Regions from separate parts of the Mus musculus genome. Here region 2 is linked to region 1. The links are chromatin loops, found by intact Hi-C in ENCODE. Cell type or tissue: left cerebral cortex. All regions are shown on one strand. Links, peaks and the distances in the headings refer to the core of each region. The heading gives the core; the rest is flanking DNA. Region 1 holds the start of Ppp2r3c (protein phosphatase 2, regulatory subunit B'', gamma). Region 2 overlaps Ralgapa1 (Ral GTPase activating protein, alpha subunit 1).

Region 1 (11,732 bases), core at 2,208-10,207:
TGCTGGGATTCGAACTCTGGACCTTCGGAAGAGCAGTCGGGTGCTCTTACCCACTGAGCCATCTCACCAGCCCCACAATGGCTTTTTTGTGACAGATCGATGCCGTTAGTTACATGCCCTCCAGCCCCTGCTGGGGCACCAGAGCCATACTCTGATGCATCATTTCACAAATAGCCCAAACTTCCAGGACGTTAACTCTTCAAGTTCCCTAAGGCCACCGTCATTTTTCTTCCCTTTAAATGAGCCATTTGCTTCCTGCACTTCAGAGAAACTAGAAGTCTGAACAAAAGCACCAAGTTCTTTATCTCATCTATCCACCCAGCTTACCCATCACCTTTAATTCCTCCCTTTGGGCTCAAAACGAGTTGGTTTCACTCATTCCACAGAAGTGCTTTAAACCCACTCCTGCCTTACCTATCCTGCAGAAATCAAATCCCGAATCAATACATGTATCCAAACCACAGCTATTTTTATCCTGAGCTTCTTGACTTCGAAATGCTAGTATCCTTGTGAGGTTTTTTGGGGTTTGTGGCTATAACGGGGCTGAGAGTTATGATGAAGTTCCAAGAAAAAAAAAAAAAAGCTGTACCGACATCCAACATTCTAAATGGTCGACTGACTGATTGGATCTCCAATGATTATGGAAAGTAAGAATGTTGAAGGTCCAGGGTAAAATTATCTTGGGTTATATTAAGCCTCTAATTAGCCATGTATTACCCACTTCTGTGTGTGACCTAACATCCTTGTGACCATTAGGTAAATACTTTTGGAAACAAACACTTAGCTTCCAGCAGCCCAAAGGCTAAGAATGTCATCAGGGCATCTGAGGCCTTGAACAGAAATCTCCCCACTTCACCATAGCCTGCCTGTGTGATATTGCCACCATAGAATTTTTTAAGTATCTTGACTTAGGACTTTTTGTTTTGTTCCTACAAAAGTGTAATGAAACTGTTACCACATTGGAACATGGAATTCGGGGCAACTGAGTCTGTGGGACCGTGAAAGGCAGCCCGTTCTCTGGTCGAGCTAGGTTTAAACCCTGGAGACGCAGCAGATTAATCTGCAAGGGACAGAAGGCCCGTTTGCCATGCTCCCTGACACTAGGCTCCACAATTCTGTGGCCATCAGTCACATAGGCTATCTGGACTCCACCCCCACAGTTACCTGGCAACAGCAAGGTAGCCCAGCCCACTATAAAAGGAGCTGCTTGCCCCTTCCTGGCTCTCTTACCTCTTACTCTCTTGCTCTTACTCTAGCCTCTCTCCCTCCGTCTTCCCCTCCCTTCCCTCTTCTCTCCATGTGACCTTTTCTACTCTTTGCCTTTCCACAATAAATGCCTTAAAACCATGGACTATCTCTTTTCATCGGATCCGTGCTGGAGCAATGGAACAGGTTTCCCTCTAACAAGCCGCACGTCTAACCTCCCGCCGGAAAGCCTCCCTGTGCTCCAGTCAAGGCTGCCACCAACTCAAGCCTTCTGCCAAGCTAGCCACATGAGCTAGCCAGACTCTCTCCTCCCTGCGGTAACCTGTCAGACCTCTCCTTCCTGCCTTTTTTCCTTCAGCCCCCAGGCCAGAGTCCACCAGAGGGTCCGCACTCTGTGCTCAGCTCTTCTGAAACATACCATGCGTCTGGGATGTCCAAGAGCGAGAACCTGTCATTCCTGGCCTCCGTGTGGCCCAGGGACCCCAGAACTGGCTCTTCTGTGGTACCCAGTGGTCTGTGGTACCTGAGAGTCGGAGCCAGACTCCGGCAGTTCCGTGGGGACCCTAGACTGTGCCCTTTCCTCACCCCCGGAGTGGTATCCCACGGCTACTCACAGTCCAGTGCCTGTCCAGCAGTTCCATGGGGTCTGTGGTGCAGACTCCCCGAATCCCAGTGACCCTAGCTCCCAGCAGACATGGGACCCCATTTTTTGTCCCACATGAATCTACATTCCGAGCCAAGGTCACTCATAATTGATTCCAGAGTAAACTACAACATTCCCTTTAAGATGAGAGCTGCATTTTTTTCATTGACAGTAATTGTTAAATATGGTAGCTATTACCTTTTAATAGTGTAATTCTCTTATACTACAAGAATTAGGACGCAAGGGGGAAAGATACCAATAAATAGCCAAGGAAAGAATTGTCCCCAACATCTATGAATAGAATCAGCTGCTCTGTGAGTTGGGCTGATTAAGTACATCAAATCCTTTTGCTATCTGCCGCACTGCCTGGAATCTGGAGCTAACAGTATCCAAGGGGAAGATTTCATTTGAGTTCAAATCAGCACAAAAAAATGAACAACTCTTCCTTCTATTCGTTTAGAATAAGTAAGTATTTAACAAAATGAATGCTAGCACTGTGGAGCCACTGGTGGTGTTAAACCAAAGAATCCAATGAGAGGAGTTCCACAGCTGGGGTAGGAGCACCTGGGGGGGGATAGGATAGGGATGGACAGGGGTCAGAAGAGACAGGAACTGGCTTGAAGGGGCTCCCACTAGCCAAGTCAGGGAAAATCAACATAATGATAGCAATGGGTCCTAACAGAGAGAGAGAAAGAGGGGTGGGGGGGATGAGAGTCCTTATGCATTTGCACTGGTGACAAAAAAAAGAAGAGGGAAAATATTTCATACAACATAGCGTTAGTTACTAGATGTGGAATAAGGACAAAAGCCTCTCTCTGCAATGTCAACAATGTCATCCTTTCCACAATGCTGAACACTTGGTAAAAGGTTAATTAATAGGTGACGAGCTATCAGCAGGGTCTCGGGACGCTACCTCACAGGTTACTCACTAACCAGAAATGGGGAAAGGCAGGCAGGTTTCTGTGAGTTCGAGGCCAGCCTGGTCTACAGTGAGTTCCAGGGCAGCCAGAGCTACACAGAGAAACCCTGTAGAATTTGCTGAAAATAGTACTCAGAGAAAAAAGTAAGCACCCAACAGTGGGATGGTGAACCAGGCCGGGAAGCTTGGTGGGTAGAACAGGTTGAGACCCTGGAAACTCACACCTGGGACTGTAGGCACCTCCCTGCTCCCTGACAAATCCCTGGCCACACTTCCCACATAAGGAAATGTGACCTGTGGTCACACAGGTCCAGAACAGAGTTCTCCATGGTAATGAGGTACCTAGAGGCCCTGAGGATTTAGCCAATAAGCTTCCCTTCCCGGAAATTCCTCCCTGCAAAAGGTATTTAATCCCAGGCCCACCCTGAGAATGGTATGCATCCATTTTCCACAATAAACAGTTTAGAACCATGCACTGTCTCTTTCATCAAGATTCGCTAAGGGCAGCATGGAGGGGGTCTTCGACTGACTACCATGCTCCAGCCTAAGCCGCCCCCCCCAGAAGGCCGCCCTGTGCTTCCAGCCCACAACTGCAGCCAAGCTAAGGACAATCACCGCTGAGCTAAGCTTCAGCTGGCCCCTCCCCCCGCCCCCACTCAGGGTTAGCTGTTGTCCTCAGCCTGCTTACCTGAAGCCCAGCACCGCCTAGCTGTGGTGGCTCGGGATAAGCACAGTGAAGCCCCCCATGTTTCACCTCCCAAGCAGCCGTGCCTTGTAACAGGGTGAAGCATGGGGCTGGAGAGATGGCTTAGTGGTTAAGGGCACCGACTGCTCTTCCAGAGGTCCTGAGTTCAATTCCCAGCAACCACATGGTGGCTCACAACCATCTGTAATGGAATCTGCTGTGTCTGAAGACAGCTAGTGTACTCATATACATTAAATAAATAAATAAATAAATAAGCCTTAAGAAAAAAAGGTGCAGTCTCCCCGAGTCCCAGTGACCCACACCCAACTATTTGGACACAGAAATTATAGTTAGATAGAATCAGATTGGCTTCGATAGATTGTAATATATTTTAGTTTATTCTACAAAACTCTAAAATTAACCTGTGGAAGACACGATTATAACCCTGGGCTAAATCTAGCCTACTGTCTAGCCTACTGCAGGGGCAGGGTGTGTGTGTGTGTGTGTAGAGTGTGTGTGCCCATGTAAGCACGTGTAGAGGCTAGAGGAAAGCTCGTGGAGTCTTCCTTCCTCACTCTCCACTTTAAATCTTGAGACAGGCCCTCTCACTGAACCTTGAGTGTTAGGCACCTACACTCTGGTCCTCAAGCTGGCATAGAAAGCACTTCACCCACTGAGCCATCTTCCCAGTCCTCTTGAATAGTTTTAATGGAACGGTCACAATCAGTCATCTATATACCGTCCACTGCTAGTTTAACTATAACGAAACCAAAACGTTACAAGAGACTTGCATGGCTCGCAGAGCCCCAGATATTTGCCCTTTGGCTTTTGTCCACTCCAGAAAAGCAATCTAAGGGCACAGTGGAGCCGTCAGTCAGACTCACCTGAGGTGTCGTCTTCTTATACTGGTCGCCGCCATCTATCACATCCCTCATGATTTTTTCCTTCAGAAACTCATACTCTTCTGGACTCAGATGAATAGGCTCTATAGTTCTGCCACAGCCTGAGCACTGGCCACTGTAATTGCAATGTTTTCTATTAAATAATGTCTTAGAAAATAATTTTTTTCCTAAAATGAGTAATTCCAAAGCACAAGAAAATGGAAACGTTATATATATACATATACATATATATATATATATATATATATATATATATATAAATGAAAACCTTTGTAATCACATTTATTTGATTTTTTTTATAAACCTGAAGATATCATCTATCAGTATGCCAGAAAACTCAAGAGAGAGGATCTCTAGGCATCTAGATAAAAAACAAAAATTTTTTTTCTACAAAGGCATTTTATGTACATATACATATACACACATTTATATATATATAAATGTATATGTATATGTATATGTAAATGTATATGTATATATATATATATATGCATGCTTTACACTCTTGGGAGAACCATAGGGGCTTCAAAAATGGCTCAGTGGGTAAAGGTGTCTACAGTTGTTGTGGATTGGTTCTAACGCTTTTTGTGTTAATTCTGCTCCCAAAATTACATGGGAACCACACGTCCACCTGTAAGATGCTGAGGGTCCCTAGCTCCAGTCGGCTTTGATTGGTGAAATAAAGTTGCCAGCGGCCAATGGCTGAGCAGGGAGACAAAGGTGGGACTTCAGGTTTCCTGGGCAAGGGAGTAGAGGGAAGAAGAGTTTGGAGCATCGCCACGACGACAGGGAAGCAGAAAGATCAAGCCTGAGAGCTGCAGGAGAGACAGCACACACTAGGTAGGAATCGGGGTCGAGTGGCCCACTCGATCCTCATCGGGTCTGGGGCAGCAGAAATGAAGTATACACTTTAGAAAGTAACAACAGAAGAATATAGGAGAGAGTGTGTTGGCTGGCATTGAGCTGCTTACGTCATATTAAAAATAAGGCTGTGTGTGTGTGTATGTGTGTGTGTGTCTTTCATTCATGAATCCAAAACAATTGGGCGGGTGTAGAGGAGGCGTGAGCACCATTGGAGGATATGTTAAAGTGGATTAACATATCATGAATACAGCTGTCGAGCCTGGCAGCCTTATTTCAATCCCAGTGATGGACATGGTGGAAGGACAGAACCGACTTCCTGAAAGCTGTCCACTGACCTTCACACAGAATAAAGTGAAAATCTAAAGTCTGGAGTTTTTTTCGTTTTGTTTTTGTTTTTTAAAGAAAAAGTCTTAGGGCTTTCTCTCCTTTCGTCTTTGTCTTCTTTCTTCATGATGCCAATCGAGGTTGCTAAAACAATGAACAAACTGACGGGGTGGGAGCGGAAACTGACGGGGTGGGAGCGGAAACTGACGGGGTGGGAGTGGAATAGTCTGCTATTTTTCTGTGTTTTAGATCTGAGAACGATCACGCCACATGCCTGTAAGGTTCCCAACAATTTTCCCAGCTCTGTCACAGTTAGAATCTGACAACTCAAGAGCAGCCTGATGAGGACCTGTGTTTACCCCCCCCCCCCCAGCCTTCCAGCACTGTCAGAGCTCTTGAGAGCATCAGCCAAGATGAACTCACACACACCACTGTGGTGATGGCAGGCGCCAGATGAAACTTTTAAAGTAATTCTCAGAACACAACTGGTCTGCAGTTTAAGGGCAAACACCATTAAGCTGTAACACAAACCAGGAAAAATGTTCTGAGCACCCCAAAGTCTCTGCCTACATGACTGTAATCCCAACACTTTAAAGGTTAAGGCTTTTTGTATGTTTGAAACAGCCTGGGCTATAAATCAAGACTCTCAAAACAACAACAGTGATGGCTTACCTCTCAGGAAATTTAATTATAAATTCTTGATTATCCTATCCTTAAGATGTTCTTAAACATTTTTTTTTTAAATTACTGGAAGCTCCCCTCCCCTTTGAAGTTTTTATTTGGGGGATGGGGTGTAGAGGAGAGTTTGTTGTTGTTTTTGATTTTTGAGACAGGTTTCTCCTTTGAGACAGTTTGAGACAAGGCTGGCCTCAAACTCATAATCTGTCTGATGCCTTCTGAGTGTTGGGATTCAAGAGGTATACCATACCACCAGCACCAGCACCAGCACCACCATCACCAGCGCCACCTGTACCACCACCAGCACCTGGCTTTAAGATTTATTTTTCTAATTATATGTTTATGTGAGTGTGTATGGGTACATGCGTGTGAGTGCAGGTACAGGCAGAGGCCAGAAGAGGGCAGAAGATCCCTAAAACTAGAACTGCAGGCAGTTGTGAGCCACCAGATGAGCGCTAGGAACTGAACCACATCCTATGGAAGAGTAAAACAGCTTTAACCTCGGCATCATCTCTCCAGCCTTTCCTATTTTTAAGTCAATGCCAACAGAACTTACTATATCAGAATCAAACATATTAGAAACAAATAAAAGTCTTTACCTTTTCTGAATTGTGGTGAACTGTCCTTTCCATTGTCTTCCAGGGATACTACCAAAAAAAAAATTACAAAACCAAATTATCCACAAGTTAAAAATTCCTGCTGAACCTAAAGACAGATGGTCACTGTACAGACATTCTGTAAGGAAGAATAGGAGAAGTTCAGAATACTTTCTATGATAGCTTTCACATTCTTTCAACAAGTATGTTAAGATAATCAAACATGTTCTGTAAACATGATATATGATAAAAAGAGAGAAAAGAAAGAACATTTAGCAAATGACCTGAAATAAAATAAGGGTCAAGAAAACAGACTAAAAGACTGAAGCAGCCAGGCAATGGTGGCATACGCCTTTAATCTTAGCACTTAGGAGGCAGAGGCAGGCCAATCTCTGAGTTTAAAGCCAGCCTGGTCTACAAACCATGTCCAGGACAGGCAGGGCTTCTTGGAAATACACACACACACACACACAGAGAGAGAGAGAGAGAGAGAGAGAGAGAGAGAGAGAGAGAGAGAGAGAAAGAGAGAGAGAAAGAGAGAGAGAGAGAAGCAGTAGATATTTATGTGGTTAATAGTCAAAGCAATAGACAAACAAGACAAGGCGCAAAATGAAATGGAAGGCTGGTTCTCCATCTAATGCTTGAGTATCAGGAACTGCCCCATCCATTCTAATCACTGTAAGTGATGAAACACAGGAACTACAGCCTACCTACTGCACATTATTTCAGTTATCCTTTGAAAAGAAGGATATGATCATCCGGTAAAGTACTTGCTGCATAAGCAAGTTCTGAGGTTAGATCCCCAGAACCCATGTCTAAGCCTGGCAGAGCAGCCTGAACCTGTAACCCCAGCAATATGGGTGTGAAGACAGGCAGCTTCCTTACCTGTGAGTTTAGACAAAATGCTGAGCTCCAGGCTCAGTAAGAGCCTCTTGTCTCAAAAGTCTCAAAAGTTGGAATTTGATTAAAAACAAAAAACAAACAAACAAAGCCGGGTGTGGTGGCGTACACCTTTAATCCCAGCACTCTGGAGGCAGAGGCAGGCAGATTTCTGAGTTAGAGGCTAGCCTGGTCTACAAAGTGAGTTCCAGGACAGCCAGGGCTATACAGAGAAACCCTGTCTCAAAAAAACAAAACAAACAAACAAAAAACTCCCGAAAAACAAAAACCTAAAATCAACCTCTATTGTTGCTATGTGCATATGCCCACACAGAGACACAGAACCTTTACTTGCTATAATGTTGCCCGTTATTCATGTTAGATGCCTCAGAAAATAAAATATAGTTCTAAAAGGAAGAGATCTGTTTATATAAAAACAGAAGGTGCGCTATAATTTCCTTTTATGTGACAAGTAGCGAGTGACACAAATTATTCCTATTACTTTCTTAGGAGAATATTGTGTTTTAAAGGAGAAATAACGATTATCTCAAGATGGGAAAAGGTATAAGCTGAATAAAGTCAGTCTCAGCAACTAATAAACAACACATACACAAAATCAAAATTACCTTTCAAACCACGTTTTTATACTGTGTGCAAATGACTCTCCAGGATACAGCTGATTATTCCTTAGATACAAAAGTATGTCCAGGAGTTTGTCTGAATAGTGATCATCATTTATGTCTTTGCCATAATCAAAGAAGGCTTTTAGAGTTTCCAACGGAGGGATGAGATTATGACCTATCAATTCCTGATACAAATTCCAAGCTGTGTTCACATCTTGATGAAGGAGGGCTCCTTGTATACAGTCACCATAGTTCTTTTTGGAAGGGACCATGACTTTTTTAATGTCTTCTAACAGCAACAAGGACTCTCTCCATCTGTCTGAGTGGATCAATCCCCGGATGAGAAGGGTATAACCCCCAGATTCTAAACTCTTGTACTTGGCTTTCATGATTTCATAGACATCAATAACTTCTGACGTCTGCTTATGAAAGACACAGAGATATAAATACTTGACGAGTAGATTATAGCCCACGATGCCATTGTTCTTTGCTGCTACCCAAGCCAGGAGAGACTTGGCCACATCTACTGAACAACAGTTGCGTGCCATCTGTGAAATGATGAAGTCTTCAAAACTGGCCTTTCCTTTGAAATCTTCTTTAAGTTTATCCCACTCTGCGGAATTCAAAGGTTTAGTTGGAAGTTGGACAGAGCTTCTCACGGGCAAGGCATGACCTTGATTCTGAGGGTTAGCACCTATGTGGGACCTCTTCTTAGCTGCTCCAGCAGCGAAGTAATGAGGATCAGAAGAAACCTGCCCATTGTTGTCATTCCCTTTCCTGTGTGTCCTAGCTTTGGTATCCAGTAGATTGAGTGCTTTGCTATTTGGAGGGGTAGTAGGTTTAACAGAAAACCATCTTTGTTGGTTCCCGATGGCACAGAGAAAGAAGGGGGTAGAAGAGGTCGCAGGGCCTAGCTCAAAGTAAGGGTTGCTCTTCCAAAGTTTCGGGATGCTCCGAAAACCAGACAAATAGAAGGTCATGCTGCAGTGAGTTGAATGAAACTTAAAAATAAAACAGTTTCACTCCACTACGTAAAATTAAGGTATTGGGGGCCCGAGGATATGGAAGCGCAGTTCTTGAAAGTGAGACTTTTTTTGTTTCTCCGTTACAAACAAATCAAGACTATGTGTTTGGAGCGATGTAATGGTAAGGAAAGCACACGTGTTCTATTTATTAAATAAGGATCCAAAGACGTCCAACACCAGTAGCAATCCCTAAACCAGAAGGCGGAACGGGAATCCTGAAGTGCCTGTTACCTTCCAATTTTCGAATCTGAGGAAAAAGCACATGGACTCCCAGTTTGACTCGTGTGGATTATGATGGTCCCGAAGAGGGGCGGGATACCAAAGGAGCTAGAACAGGGAAATAAATAACAACGAACAGGAACCACCAATCGCAGCCCCAGCAGTAGCAAGAAAAGCCAGTCTAGGGTCCCTTGCTCTTCACAACTCTCTCCGGGCCGCAAAACTCTTCGGAGAAGAGGGGCCATGGAAATGCAGCATAAACATCATAGGGAAGGAAGTGAGGTCCAGAAAGAGCTCAGACTTAACTGTACGGAGGGTCGACAAACGAAGTTCACTTCATTAAACAACTCACCACGCCACTCATGCTTAAAGGAACCATAAACGCGGTGAAAACTACAATACCCACAACGCACCGCGCTGAACGTGGTGCTGGGGCCTGGAGCGCTTGAATTCCAGGGTTCTGTTGAGTACTGAGAAGATAAACAAACCAGGATAATTTTGAAACTTTTAGTATCCGAGAGGGCTGGATACCGCTGCGTCTATTACATCGTAGGAACGGTTAAGGTTTCCAGAGAAAGAACAAAATGTGACGAAAATGCTTTTCTCAATTCGGAAATGGCAATGGAGTCCCGTAACCTGTGGCGCGCACGCGCTAAATGCCCAAGCGAAGAAGTCACGCAGGCTTCTTCTGGCCTTTAGAAATCCGGCTTGGTGAGCTGCGACACCTCCGTAAGAAGGATAATTTTTTCATCTACTTCATGTCTGATTTTCGTCCATGCTAGCGTGATCGCCGTATCCGGAATAGCTACAGCATCTTTCCTTTCCTTTTTTCTTTTTTTCCTTTGTAGCCAAGGCTTCCGCCCGTGCCCAAGATGGCGTCCAGGCGTCCTAATTAACTTCCACCTGTCTTGGCGAAGTCTGACGTCGCGGCTGGCAGTGGGTGGAGCTCTTAACAAACTGCAAATGTAGGGTCCTCTGAGCGGGAGTCAACCATGGACTGGAAAGACGTGCTTCGCCGGCGGTTAGCGTCGCCCAACACGGATCCAAAGAGTGAGTTTGAGAGGGACCGCCCTCTAGATAGCCCGCCCCAGGCTAGAAGTGGCGGACAGGGTGGATAGGGTGGAGGAGCTAGTGAGAGCTGTACTTTTGTCTGTTAAACTTCTCTGACAAAGGAGTCAGAGTGGAATGTGCTTTGGAGATCTACCAAGGGGTGACCCAAACTTCCCTGGTAAATGCCCTGCTAGGAATGAGAGCATAACGGTGACCTCAGTTTTCCACGATCTTAGACTTACGAACCAGACTTACGAACCTTGGTTCAAACCTTCAATCTTTTCAAGACCTATAATTCATCCTTATAGGTTTTTTTCCTTCCCTAGAAATAGCGTTTTATCATCTAGCCGAGGCTAGACTTGACTTATTGACCCTTTTTGTTCCTGCCTCCCGAGTCCCTGCCACCTTTTAACTCTCTTTCACTTAACCCTCCATTTTAAATTTCATGAATCCGTTTTACATTGCTCGTTCCTTGGTCCTTCACACTTGCTTTCCAGTCTGGTAAAATCCTTCCAGCTCCACACCAGCACCCAGGCAGCTGCGATTGGCTAAAGAAAAACAGAACCTGGTTGTAGGCATGGCTCAGCCATTAAAGGCTAGACTCAAACAAAGAAGAACACCCAAACCATGGTGAGTTCTAAGGTGAAGTGTCTGTTTTGGTGGCATCTGCAAGAAGAGCGTTTGCTTTTCTACACTTAATTCCGCTCATCTTCCCAAACCTCCAGTCTGCCCTCCACTGTTCACCTTAAATCGATGAGCATATTTTTCAAATATATATATCTTAAAGAGGAAGTAGAGGCAGTTTATAAAGGAGAGCCTCAACTGTTTCCAGTTACCATTTCACTCAGGTCTTAGGTATATATCCTTACAACCAACCTTCACCTTTAGAATGTATTGTCACCAGGTAGTGGTGGCACGTGGCTTTAACCCCAGCTCTTGAGAGGCAGAGGCAGGTGGATCTCTGAGTTGGAGACCAGTGTGGTCTACAGGGAGTTTCAGAACAGCCAGGGCTACACAGAGAAACCCTGTCTCTATTAAGAACTGTGTATTGGACTTGAGTCCCTGAAGTCCCTCACTGGATTGCATTCCTTTTCATATACTCGATGGCTTCTCTTCTGT
Region 2 (11,732 bases), core at 2,378-10,377, 410 kb before region 1:
CCCCTCAGAGCTCCCAGGGACTAAACCACCAACCAAATAGTATACATGGCTCCCACTACATGTATAGCAGAGGTCTGCCCTTATCTGGCATCAGTGGCGGGGGTGGGAGTGGGGAAGGCAGTTGGTCCTGTGGAGGCTTGATGCCCCATAGAAGGATGATGCTAGAGGTGGGGAGGGGATGGGTGGGTGTGGGAGCACCCTCTTTAAAGGCAAGTGGGGGTGGATGGGGTGGAGGGGAGACCGGGAAGAGGGATGATGATTGAAATGTAAACAAATACAATGATTTTTTTTTTAAAGTGACCTGGATAAACTGGGCATAGTGGCCCACATGTTCTTAGTTGAAGCATTTGGGAAGTTGATGTAGGGAGTTGTGAGTATGAGGCTAACGTGGGCTGCATGCCAAGCTCTGTTTAAAAAATTAAGCAAACTAAAAAACCCTACAAACTCACACAAGAATAAACGAGAACTAGATAAAGAAGAGCAGTGTTTTTCCTGGTTTCCTGTGCCTCTCCCTCCCAGTTGCTGACATTTTGGATGTGTGCTGCTATGACGAGCAGCACTTACTCTCCTGTGAAGTCATTTCTCAATCAAATTTGTTGTTGTTGCCAAAAATTCCTTTATGAAAGAAGGGATCTAAAATCTTTTAACAATAGAGGCAATTTATTATTTGTAATTTTGTTTTCTGTCAGAAGAAAGATGGTCTCTCTCCCCTCCTCTTTGTTGAAACTTTGTCAAATAAGAATGAAGATTTTCTAATTAAACAAGTATGTCCCTCTTTAGCAATGAAAAAACTTCCTTTTTTCTGCCATAGGTATGTACTAGAATATGCATCTTTGCTAGCTCTTTGCACCTATAATATGGTGGTTATAGCATAATTCCGAATTCTGTCTTCAGGTCTTGGCCCTGCACTCACTTGTAGAAGAGAGGATGACTTTGGACTCCTCATCTTCCTGCTTTTACTTAGAGAATACTGGCATTATAGGCATGTGCCGAAGTCTTGGCCTCCAAAATCTCTTATTTAATTTGTCTTAATGATTTCAAAATAAAATTTGATGATAATTTAAAAGGGCAGTTGGTAGATGTGGGCATATTAGCTTATGCCTCTAATCCCAACATTTAGAAGCCTAGGCAGGAAGATCATCTCAAACTTGCAAGTCTGAAGACCATTTGGGCAATGTAGTGAGTCAGCCTGAGCTAAAAAGTGAGAGCCTGTTTCAGAAAAGGAAAAAATAAAAGAGGCAACCCATATATAGCCTGCTTGTAAACAAAACACTGTAGTCTAATATAAATCTAAACAAACATGTAAACATACCTACACACACAAATCTGAACATGCATTCACGAGCTTGAACACACATAAACATAAAACATGTATATGTGACTATTAGAGTCTTGAAAAAGCAAAGCAGTCTTCATATTCTATAATATAACACTACTTTGCTCACTGAAACATCTCATGTTTTATAAGATATAGTGGTTTTGCTAAAATAGGTATACTATATCTACATAGAACATCTTGCCATGAAGGTACATTGATATTGTTGCCAAAATAGGCAAAATGTTATGAAACTATCTAGTAATTATCAAGAAAAAACTTGAGTTTCATAATGACATTGATTTCTGTATAAATTAACATCAGTCATTTTGAAATTCAAGAGCCATAAAATGCTACTATTTATGCTTGACTAAGAAAATAATTAAATTTCATTAAAAGAGAATTTGGAGATTTAGCTTTTTAGAAATCAAGTTGAATATTAATATTCTAATTTAAGAGTTTCTGTTCTTGAGGAATTATTTTTACCAATAAACAGTAGGGTTTTTTGTTTGTTTTTTAATTTTTGTTTACTTATGTGCATTCGTTTGTAAGCTTGTTCAGAGAAGCCTGAAGAAGGAATCAGATCTCCTGGAGCTAGAGCTACACACAGCTCCTGTGGGCTGCTGTGGGGCTACCTAGCCTGGGTCCTTTAGAGGAGCAGCATTGCCTGCCCCTCAGCCTGTAGTCACCGCCACTCCCAGTGAGCAGCATTTTATGTAACTGACGCTTTCCTTCTACTGTGTTACGTATATTCTGTATGAGAAAGCTCTTAAAAGCAATCACAATACTTATATGAACAGCATTCAAATCTTCAAGAAACCTAAATTTTATGGAAGGGTTTTTTCCTTATATGCTACAAGCTAACAGTAATACATCAGTGCACAAATTTACCTTCCAGTAACCTTTCTTTGAAACATAATATCCAGAAAAATTTACCTTCTAATACAGAAAATAATTTGCAATCCTTTAATGCTCAACATTACCAAGGAGATCCAGAAAAATAAGACTTGAATAAAATTTTAGGCTTCCATGAAATGTTGATTCAGTGGTTAGGATTTTTTTTTCTTGTTTATTTTAGATAGCAGAAAGACCACCATTTTAGCTGTGTCATGAATTCTGGAGTTGCATTGGATAACAATTTACCTTTTGTAAAGAAGGAAGCTTCCTTCACCTTGTAGATGATTTACATATAAATTACTTTGTGTTCTTGGATAAATGGTAGGTTTACTCCTATCTGAATGTTTAGTTATAATGTTTCAGTGATAATTCTGTTGCTTTTGTTTTTTGAGACAGGGTCTCACTTTTGTAGTGTAGGCTAGATTCAAATTCAGATCTTCATCCCTCTGCCTCCCAAGTGCTACGATTATGTCTCTGTGCCAGCCACCATGCCAGGCTTAGTCCTATTATTTCTGGCATTTGCATTACAAGTGTAATACTTAGCAATGATAATCTCATAAAATTCTTTCTACTTTTATTTTTGTTGGGAGATATGTTATTTTTCCTTGCTATAGACTTTATAATGAGTTTATCAGTATTGTGTTAACTTCCACAATTACACTTTTGAGAACTATATATTTATATGTGTGTATACATATGTGTACATATAATATATATACATATATACACATATATAAGCAGTATTTATTTTGTGATTTATGGTTTCATAAATATTTTTGAGGACTTACATACTTAGCACTTTGTAAACTTCTTCTGAAACTTGAAAAATAAACTTAGTCCCTGTGAGTTTCAACTTTCCCATCTGTAAGAGAATTAAATTAGGTAATCTCTAAATCTATTTTGACTTCAGAATCTATAGTTCTTAAAAAGACATATAAGAAGTCATAGTTTCTAGAATCTAGTTATGGTTTCTATTGCTGTGTTAAAACACCATGACCAAAGAAAGGCAGCTTATGGAAGAAATGGGTAATTTCATTTTACGGTTCCCATCATCCAAGGAAATGAGGACAATAAACTAAAGACAGGAACTTTGCAGAGGCTGTGGAGGAGTGCCACTTAGTAGCTTGTTCCCCTGTGGTTTGCTCAGCCTGCCTTCTTACGGCATCCAGGACCACCTGCTCAGCAGTGGCACTGCCAGCATGGGCTGGGCTCTCCCACATCAGACATTAATCAGGAAAATTCACCACCAGGCTTGCCCACTGGCCAGTCTGCTGAGGGCATTTTCTCATTTAAGGTTCCCTCTTCCCAAGTGACTCTAGCTTGTGTCAAGTTGACATAAAACTAGTCAGGACAGTGGTTGTTTATGAGAAGGGCCCTTTGTACATACATAAGATTTCTCTATGTACTTACAAGATTTAAATATTTTTGCCAAAAACAAAAATATTTTATTGCATACTGATTTTGCTTTATTTTACTGATTATACTTGATGATAAAAAATAAAATTTAATATTTTAGCAAAGGGCTGGAGAAGTGGCTCAGCGGTTAGATCTTCCATAGGTCCTGAGGTCAATTCCCAGCAACTACCTGTAATGGGATCTGATGCCCTCTTCTGGTTTGTCTGAAGATAACTACAGTGTATTCATATAAATAAAATAAATAAATCTTAAAACAATGAGATTATAGTAAATAAAGTAAAACAGAAGAGAATGTAGTGTCCTGATGATAATTCTAAGGAAGAGAGGGGAGATTTCCATTCTAATATGTCATCGGCCCAATAGTAATGGTTGAAGAAAAGGTTATGTCTTGTTCCTGCCTAGTAGAGGAGACTTTCTAAGATATCTTCAGTAGATGCTTAGATCAGCTTTCTGTGTTAAGATCTATTTTTCTTCCCTGCTTATAACCTATTTGAATAGGAAAAACTAACAAGTTTGAATTGCTTGATTTATTGGCACAGCTCTATCTTAAACTGCACTTCCAAATGTTTCATCATCTCACTGTTTGTATGCATGTTAACATCTTAAATGTATTTTGGCCATTTTCTAATTCATTGACACCACATGCCTTGGGTCCATCTTTTTTTTTAAAGTCAGTTATATATTTTTTAGTTGGTTTTCTTTAATTGAACTTGCAAAAACTTCCTGAATTTTTTATTGGAAAGCATATGCTTAGGCTGTGGGTGAAACAGTTTCTTGTATTTATATAGTTTCCACTCTGTATAATTTTTTGTTTTCTTACAGATATTGATGATGCTCAAATCCTTCCCCGCTCAACCAGAGTCAGACATTTTTCACAGAGTGAAGACACTGGAAATGAAGTTTTTGGTGCTTTGCATGAGGAACAGCCACTGCCTCGAAGTAGCAGCACTTCTGACATCTTGGAACCATTCACTGTTGAGCGAGCCAAAGGTGCAGTTCCTGTCGTTGACAGTTCATCCCGTCATGCTCCAAGCTTGCAGAGTTCCACAGAGGCTTCGTCAATAACTAGATCCACTGAGAGCCACCTCACTGATACTCATAGTAGAGAGTCTTCTCTGGAAGTTGGTGATAGCATATATGACCATCTTTGCCATTTGATAGGTCCAGTAGAACTTGCAGATGCAGCTTTGGATCAAATCCAGTACATTGACCTTGAAGGAGACGATGACCTTCTTTCTTCTCTGAAAGAATACTTTAAGGAAAACCAGGAAAGTCGTAGTAAAAGTGAGCTAGGGAAAGATACAGCTTCCCAGGAAGTGCTTATTGACGTAACTAGAGAGGAAATACCATCTTTCCATAAAGTAGAGTACACAGGTCAGGAAGTAAAACCAGAAAATCTCATGTCTTTTGTTGGGACTTCTGAAAATACACCATTTCAAAAAGAACCAAGCTCAGCTGTCTTCACAAGTACTCTTGCACCTAACCATTCAGATAGCTATCCAAGATCACAAACTGCTGAAAAGGCTAAGCAACTAAGTCTTGATGAACACTCATCGGATCCTAGCTCAGATAGCCTATGTGATAAAGAAAAAAAGAAACATCTGTGTAGACAAACAGCCACAGAAGTAGATGCCTGTGTAGATATGACAGTAGCTGAAAAGCTTAAGAGTGTACAGGTTAATGAAAAAATCACGCCATACTTAATGCATGCCAAGAAAACTGCATTAAAAACACCGGTAAGCCGCAGAATGCCTCATGTTTCAAACACTAGCAAGCTTTCTCCAACTAAGAGGAGCTTGTCTGAAACAGTAACTCATAGGGCCAAAATCATGAAAATTGCCGCTAAGAAACGAAATAGTGTTCATGTTACTTTTAGACCATCTACCGAGTCTGTCCAATTTTATAATCCTCTGGAAAACAAAGAGGCTCCATGGAAGATGAGACTACGGAAGCTCAGTGGCTTTAGCAGTAATAGCAGTAGCACCACCAGCAACACACAGACCAGCTCAACTAGTGGTACAGACCTTGTAAAGCCTGGTGTGTACAGACCTCTAGATACAATCGGTGCAGCATCAGTTAGCAGAGCAGTGAGGGAATCCACAGAGATCCCCACAGCCACATCACAGAAAGAAGGAATGGCAAGTAACCAGGCAGGTAGTCGCAGTACTCTCAGGTCATCGAGTCAGGAGACAGGACCACAGCAGGGCTCCCTGGGTGGCGTTTATAAAACTGTTGTCCATGCTCTTTCGAAGCCGAAGGCAAATGTTTCCCCACAGAGGCAGAACAGAATGCCACCCGAGGCTCCACTGAGGGATCTGTACAGTCATGTAATGGGCTATTTTGGAAGGAAAGCTGCAGGTGAGCACTAACTGTGCAGAGCGCAAAAGGAGAAAGACAGCACCAGTTTGGCTTAATGCAGCTGAAGCAAGCTATAAGCAATGGAAAAGCTTTGGGATGGTCACTGCTTTCTCTCCGTTTGGTTCTGCATGCGCCTTTCCCCAGCTCTATTTCCCCAGCATACATATTTATTTAAATTACTAATTTTCCTTTTGAGGCATTTAGTTAAACCTCTTTGCTGCTGAACAATAAAATAGAAAGGGGAAGTTAAGAGGGGAAAATGTAATGACCTTTCAAAGGTCAGGTATTTTTCTGAGTATGTACCACCAGTCTTGAAGTTCACTAAGGAGTTGGCCGTACTTTTTCTTGCCCCCACTACTTTATGTCTATAAGGGCATCATCTTTATCTAATTGAATTTGCAAATTCTTACTGATAACTTTGTTGGTTTCCTTGGTAGACAGTTACTTTGACATCAAATATTAACAGAAATCAGACTCCTACAACCAGCACCAACATTATACTTAACTATAATTGAAGAGGAAATTCTTTATTTAATTGCAAAGATGATTTAGCCACTTTCCATTTAAGGCATTTCTGAAAAAAAGCTGTAGGCTTTTAGTTTTGAATCTAGAGATTTAAATTTTTATTGTGAGATCTTAAATGTGCATTAAGGTTTCATGATTTACTGATTATTTCAGTATGAAACCTAAATGTACATGTTAGCAAAAGGAAGCAAGATTGTAGTAACCATTTTATCTTGTTCCAAAATGGAAACAACTTTATTGATACAGAAACAGAACTTTCAGCAGTAAGGTAGGTTTTGATTTCATTTGTTTTAACATGGTTTTGTTAGCATGATTAACAATGCTGTATAATGCATCTTGCATTGAGCCATTAATGCCACTTGAGGGCAGTATATTACAGCTTAGCAAAGCCTGGCCAGTGATATAAAGATAATGGTATTTAACAGTCTGAAATACTTGGTGATCCAGTAGAAAGAGAAACAGCGCTAGTTTTATTCTACAGAGAAACAATTTTTTTCAGCAGTATAATGGTGACATAAATGTATGGTCCACAAGGTAGTTTACCAAGTGAAAGCAATCTTGTTACTATAAAATTACATTTCAGTGGGAATGTTAGACAAATCAAACAACTATTTTGGTTTTATTTGTTCTTAATTCTCGTGAAAATTGAACCTTTTTTTCTCCAAGCATTGACGTTAGATTTTAGACTAACTCTAAAAAAAGAAAAAAAAAATTATGTCAAATCATGAGATTTTTATTTACATCCATACTGAAGTATGTTTATGTCGTACTGAGATTTGCATGAATTGAAAGGATATATTCCTCACAATTATTCTCTGGGGAAAGAGGGAGCTTGTTAATTCTTAAGACTCTAAAGCAGCATAGAATAGGAAGAAAAATATACCAGTTTCTTTATAGGCAATATTAACCTGACTTCAACTAGTGCTTACCTCTAGCTTTCTTGCTGTTTAAGGTCATACTGAAGATTGACTAACATCTGCTTAGTTAAATAAAGTAAATACAATTTACTAATTCTTAAAAATTAAATCTGAAAGGAGGGAAATTATTCATTAGTGCATGTTTGGCAAATACTTGATATGGCAGAGGTACTTTATTTTGGATTACTTTTGTTTCAAATTTAGAAAATACAATTAAGTTGTTGCCCACTATATGTAGTTCTTTTTTGCTTCTAGTAAATAAAGAGGACACGAGCCCCAAACTGCCTCCTCTTAATAGTGAGACTGGTGGCAACAGCGCCAATGTTCCTGACCTGATGGATGAGTTTATCGCAGAGCGACTTCGAAGTGGCAATGCCTCGGTGAGCTCAAACTTAAAAAGTAGAAAACTAAAGGATGAGTATGATGTATATGTGGAGGTTTTTATTCCAATCTTCATTTTTTCCTGAAACTTAACTCTGACTTGTAAAGTTCTTAAAACATTTTAACATTGCTTATTTGGTATGTGTGTATGTGAAGGTGCATGTGTGCCACTGCATGCATGTAGAGGTCACATTAAGGAAGTGAGTTCTCTGCCTTTACCTGTCCATCAGCCTTCACAATCAGCACCTTCCCCTAACTATTGTTAGCTCTTAAAACATTTCAAAGCTGGACTTAGTGGTACACACTTCTACCTAGCTGCTCAGGAGGCTAAGGCAGGAGGATAGCTAGTTCAAGGCCTTGCCTGAGGTGCAATGTAATTTCAAGCCAACCTGTATAACTTAGTGTGACCCAGTCTTATAAAAAGTAGAAAGCAAGTTGACTATATTTCAGTGATAGAGCACTTGCCTGTCTACAAGTCCTTAGGTCAAATCTCCAGTGCGTGTGTGTGTGTAAAAATTTTAAAACTTTTTTTTTTTATTAAAAGGTATAAAACATTGAGACTTGTAGCTTTAACTGAAGAGATACTGTAATATCTATTAAAAGCTGTAAGCCATCACCTTCCCAGTGTAGTTCCCTTACTCTCTTTCCTAGGTTGGTACCACTTGCTAAATGTCAGTAGGAAAGAACATTGGAAGGCACTTGGCCCAACTCCCATAGTTTGAAAGCTTAAACAATTCAGATAACTCTGGAATCAGTGTTAAACTGTGCCTTTTACCTTAAATAGTAAATACCAGATGAAAAAAGAAGCTAATGAGCCTCTAGTCCTTAGGTGCAGAATTGCTGTTTAGAGGCTGTCATTCCCCATTTGGGTTTTAACTTGTCTATCACTATCTATTACTTTTCCTTTTATTTCCTTTTCTTTGAGGAACAATTATTTTAAAATCATAAAATGACATCTTTGCTGTCTTTGTATTTATTTTCTCATCTGTTTGCTTCATTGTTCCATTGTAAACTCTATTTTTCTTCTGATCACGAGCTTTAGACCCAGCACTGCCTCACCTGATATGTGGGTTTTTACTTTAAATAGAACTTCAATAGCTTAGGTGTCAGAGCCGTGTCATTACATGCTATTTAGATACTTCAGTAAGCATGTTTTTTCCTTTCCAACTGTGGTCCTAACTATCAGAATTTACTCTGAGGATTATCTTGAAAACTAAAGCTTTCAGGTGCTTAATTTAAAAATATTTTAAATGTAAAATGTTTCTTGTTTTAGACTATGACAAGAAGGGGGAGTAGTCCAGGCAGCCTTGAAATCCCGAAAGACCTCCCTGATATTCTAAACAAGCAGAACCAGATGCGGCCTGTTGATGACCCTGGTGTACCCTCCGAATGGACGTCTCCAGCCAGTGCAGGGAGCAGTGATCTCATGAGCTCAGATAGTCACTCGGATTCCTTCAGTGCCTTCCAGTGTGAGGGACGAAAATTTGACAGCAAGTATCTCTTACTGTTTGAGTATATGTTTTCTCTTGACTGCTTCCTGACTTGTGGATTGCGTAGCTTTCGCTTAGTTCTCCTTTGTTAGGTAGTTGTTACTGTATATTTTAGTTTCACTTTTTGGTAAAACACTGATGAAAGTTTTAGGGAATCATCTCAGGTTAAGACCATTTTATTTTGCTAAACACAGGGCATTTAAAGGAACCAGAACTACTGTCCATCATAAGATAAATTACATTTTTAAGACAAAAAAGTATGAAAATAAAAATGATTTAGAATGGTCTTAATATTAGAGTAAAGGGCCAGCCAGCATGAGTATGTGATGCTGTTACTTAATGGACTTGGATTTGACATCCATTGTCTACCCAGACTGTTCCTTGACCGTTCCTCCATGTTCAATTATCAGCAATTATTCTTTGTACCGTATGTCACTATATCATTATGCTGCTGAAGTTCTCTCTACTTTTAATATTCAGAGAATAAACTAGAAACAGAAATTTGGAAATCAAGTTTGTGAAGAGCAAGGGCATTGGTCTTCATGGATCATTGTATTTTTACTTCATTTATGGGGTAGTGGTATACTAACCCAAAGCTCAGACAGATAAGATTTTAAGAGAAAAGGAGGAGGAGGAAAAGGTGGGAAGGTGGAAGAAGAGGAAATAGAGGAGGAGGAAGAGAAGAAGAAAATGTATGTGCATGTGTATGAGAAGAGAGACAGAGATTTATAAAATACTTTAAAAGTAGTAACTGTAGTGGTGATGGAATATCATTGCCATTTTAAAATAATTATTGTTAATAATAAGCTGTGACAATCTTAGAAATGTTTGTAGTTGAAGTCTTCAACGTTTTACTGCTTCTTGCACTTGCGAGAATGTAATGCAGAGAGTAGCTTAGGGAGAATGAACGTGTGATTAGAGTTGTTGTAGAACTAGCATTTCTTCTTCCTACAGACTTTGGCTTCGGGACTGACATTGGGATCCCATCTTCTGCTGATGTGGATTTAGGTTCTGGCCATCATCAAAGCACTGAGGAGCAGGAAGTGGCCAGCCTAACTACGCTTCATTTAGATTCAGAAACAAGCAGCCTTAATCAGCAAGCCTTCTCTGCAGAAGTTGCAACCGTTACTGGTAAAGTAACTCAAGGGAATAGTTCTTAAGCTTGGCTTCTAGACTTCCAAAGCATCTGTGACGTTTCCACAGCCTGTATGGCCTACGGCTGTTTCGGTGGTTTTTTGTATTGTTGTTTTTGTTTTTATATCAACAGTGGACAAAACAAAACAAGTTAGTTTCTTGACAGTGTGAAGTACACAGAGGTAAGCATTGATGCACCCTAAGCATATGCCATAGATGAGAAGCAGTTATTAAATAGATAATCTAAAAGAAGAAAAAAATTACATCACTCTATTTTTTCCATTGTCATTCATAGTTAAGGTAGCTGTTTTACATTTATTACAGGAAATATAAAGCACTCTGCCAATAAGACATATTTGTTAATATACTAGAATTTTGTAGTTAAACAGAAAATTATCCTTTTCAGATATTTTTTTATTTTTTTTAAATGTGACCAAACCCAACTTTAATATAGCAAGTGGAGTCCTGGAACTGAGTCACATTAAACGCAGAATCGTGTATTGCAGGGGTAGTGTAGAAATTAAAATGAGCTGGGGGTTGTACTGTGTGTGTAGTAAACTTAGCCTACCAGTTCCAGCTGCACTCTGATGAAGCTCACTCAGTGGTTAGCCATTCTAGTTAGCAGTCATGAGGCATAGCCAATGATTCTAAGCATCATAATCTCTTGTAAAAGGGAGCCATTGCCCCTGTGAAAACTGGATTCTAATTCTAGTTCATTCAAAACATTAGGAAAGCTACTATGTTTTTCAAAGGTTATCCCAACGTGAAAGAAAATGTCACCGTACTTTTTTTTTTTTTAATGTTTCTGTATTTATCAAAAATAAAGTTCCAAGACTTAGGGAGATAATTCCATTGCTAAAGTCTTAGTTGAGTTGGATCTGAGTTTAGATAACAGAACCCTAGTAAAAGCCAGACTTGGCAGTCTATTCTTTCAATCCCAACTGCAGCAGTACTGAGACAAGGGATCCAGCTTGCTATCCAAAACAGGAAGCTCCAAGTTGAGCGAGAGTTGCGATCTCAAGTTAAAAGCTGGACAGCAGAAAAAGACACCCTCATATCAACAGTTTGGCCTTCCACGCTCCCATGGTGATGAGTGTACCTGCACACACATGGAATACACGCAGAAGTAAACAAGTGCCTTAAATGACTGGATGAATAATAGTTCCAAGCCAGTAAAAATCTAAAATTAAAACTTTTATATAGAGAGATAGGTTTCATGTTTATTTATGCCATCTTTTTTATGGTGACTTAACTTCTAAGTATACAACCTATATGTCCTGCATTGAATGACTGATCCTG

The links. Peaks named below come from ENCODE experiments on the same cell type or tissue, not always from the same donor. Only the 100,000 strongest peaks of a DNase experiment are listed, where the experiment ranks them.
Region 2: a loop joins it to region 1, with 2.2 times the contacts of the local background. A loop is called at or near these places in 5 of 42 quality-filtered maps.

Annotation. Positions count from the first base shown.
Region 1 is chr12:55,301,475-55,313,206 of GRCm38, reverse strand. Ppp2r3c (protein phosphatase 2, regulatory subunit B'', gamma) reads left to right here and starts at 10,207. Exons shown (of 14, transcript NM_021529.4): 1 at 10,207-10,292; 2 at 10,412-10,613. The coding sequence starts at 10,556. Prorp (protein only RNase P catalytic subunit) reads right to left here and starts at 10,570. Exons shown (of 7, transcript NM_025373.1): 1 at 8,323-10,570; 2 at 6,821-6,868; 3 at 4,338-4,470. The coding sequence starts at 9,299. In left cerebral cortex, for the core only: a CTCF peak has its summit at 6,637 (motif pointing right); a DNase peak (open chromatin) is centred at 9,990; H3K4me3 peaks cover 978 bases; H3K27ac peaks cover 586 bases.
Region 2 is chr12:55,715,660-55,727,391 of GRCm38, reverse strand. Ralgapa1 (Ral GTPase activating protein, alpha subunit 1) reads left to right here. Exons shown (of 42, transcript NM_001368814.1): 18 at 4,451-5,986; 19 at 7,684-7,808; 20 at 9,083-9,299; 21 at 10,254-10,430. Among named protein-coding and RNA genes, the nearest start is that of Ralgapa1, 100 kb to the left of the region's middle. In left cerebral cortex, for the core only: CTCF peaks have their summits at 3,831 (motif pointing left) and 6,872 (motif pointing right); a DNase peak (open chromatin) is centred at 6,883.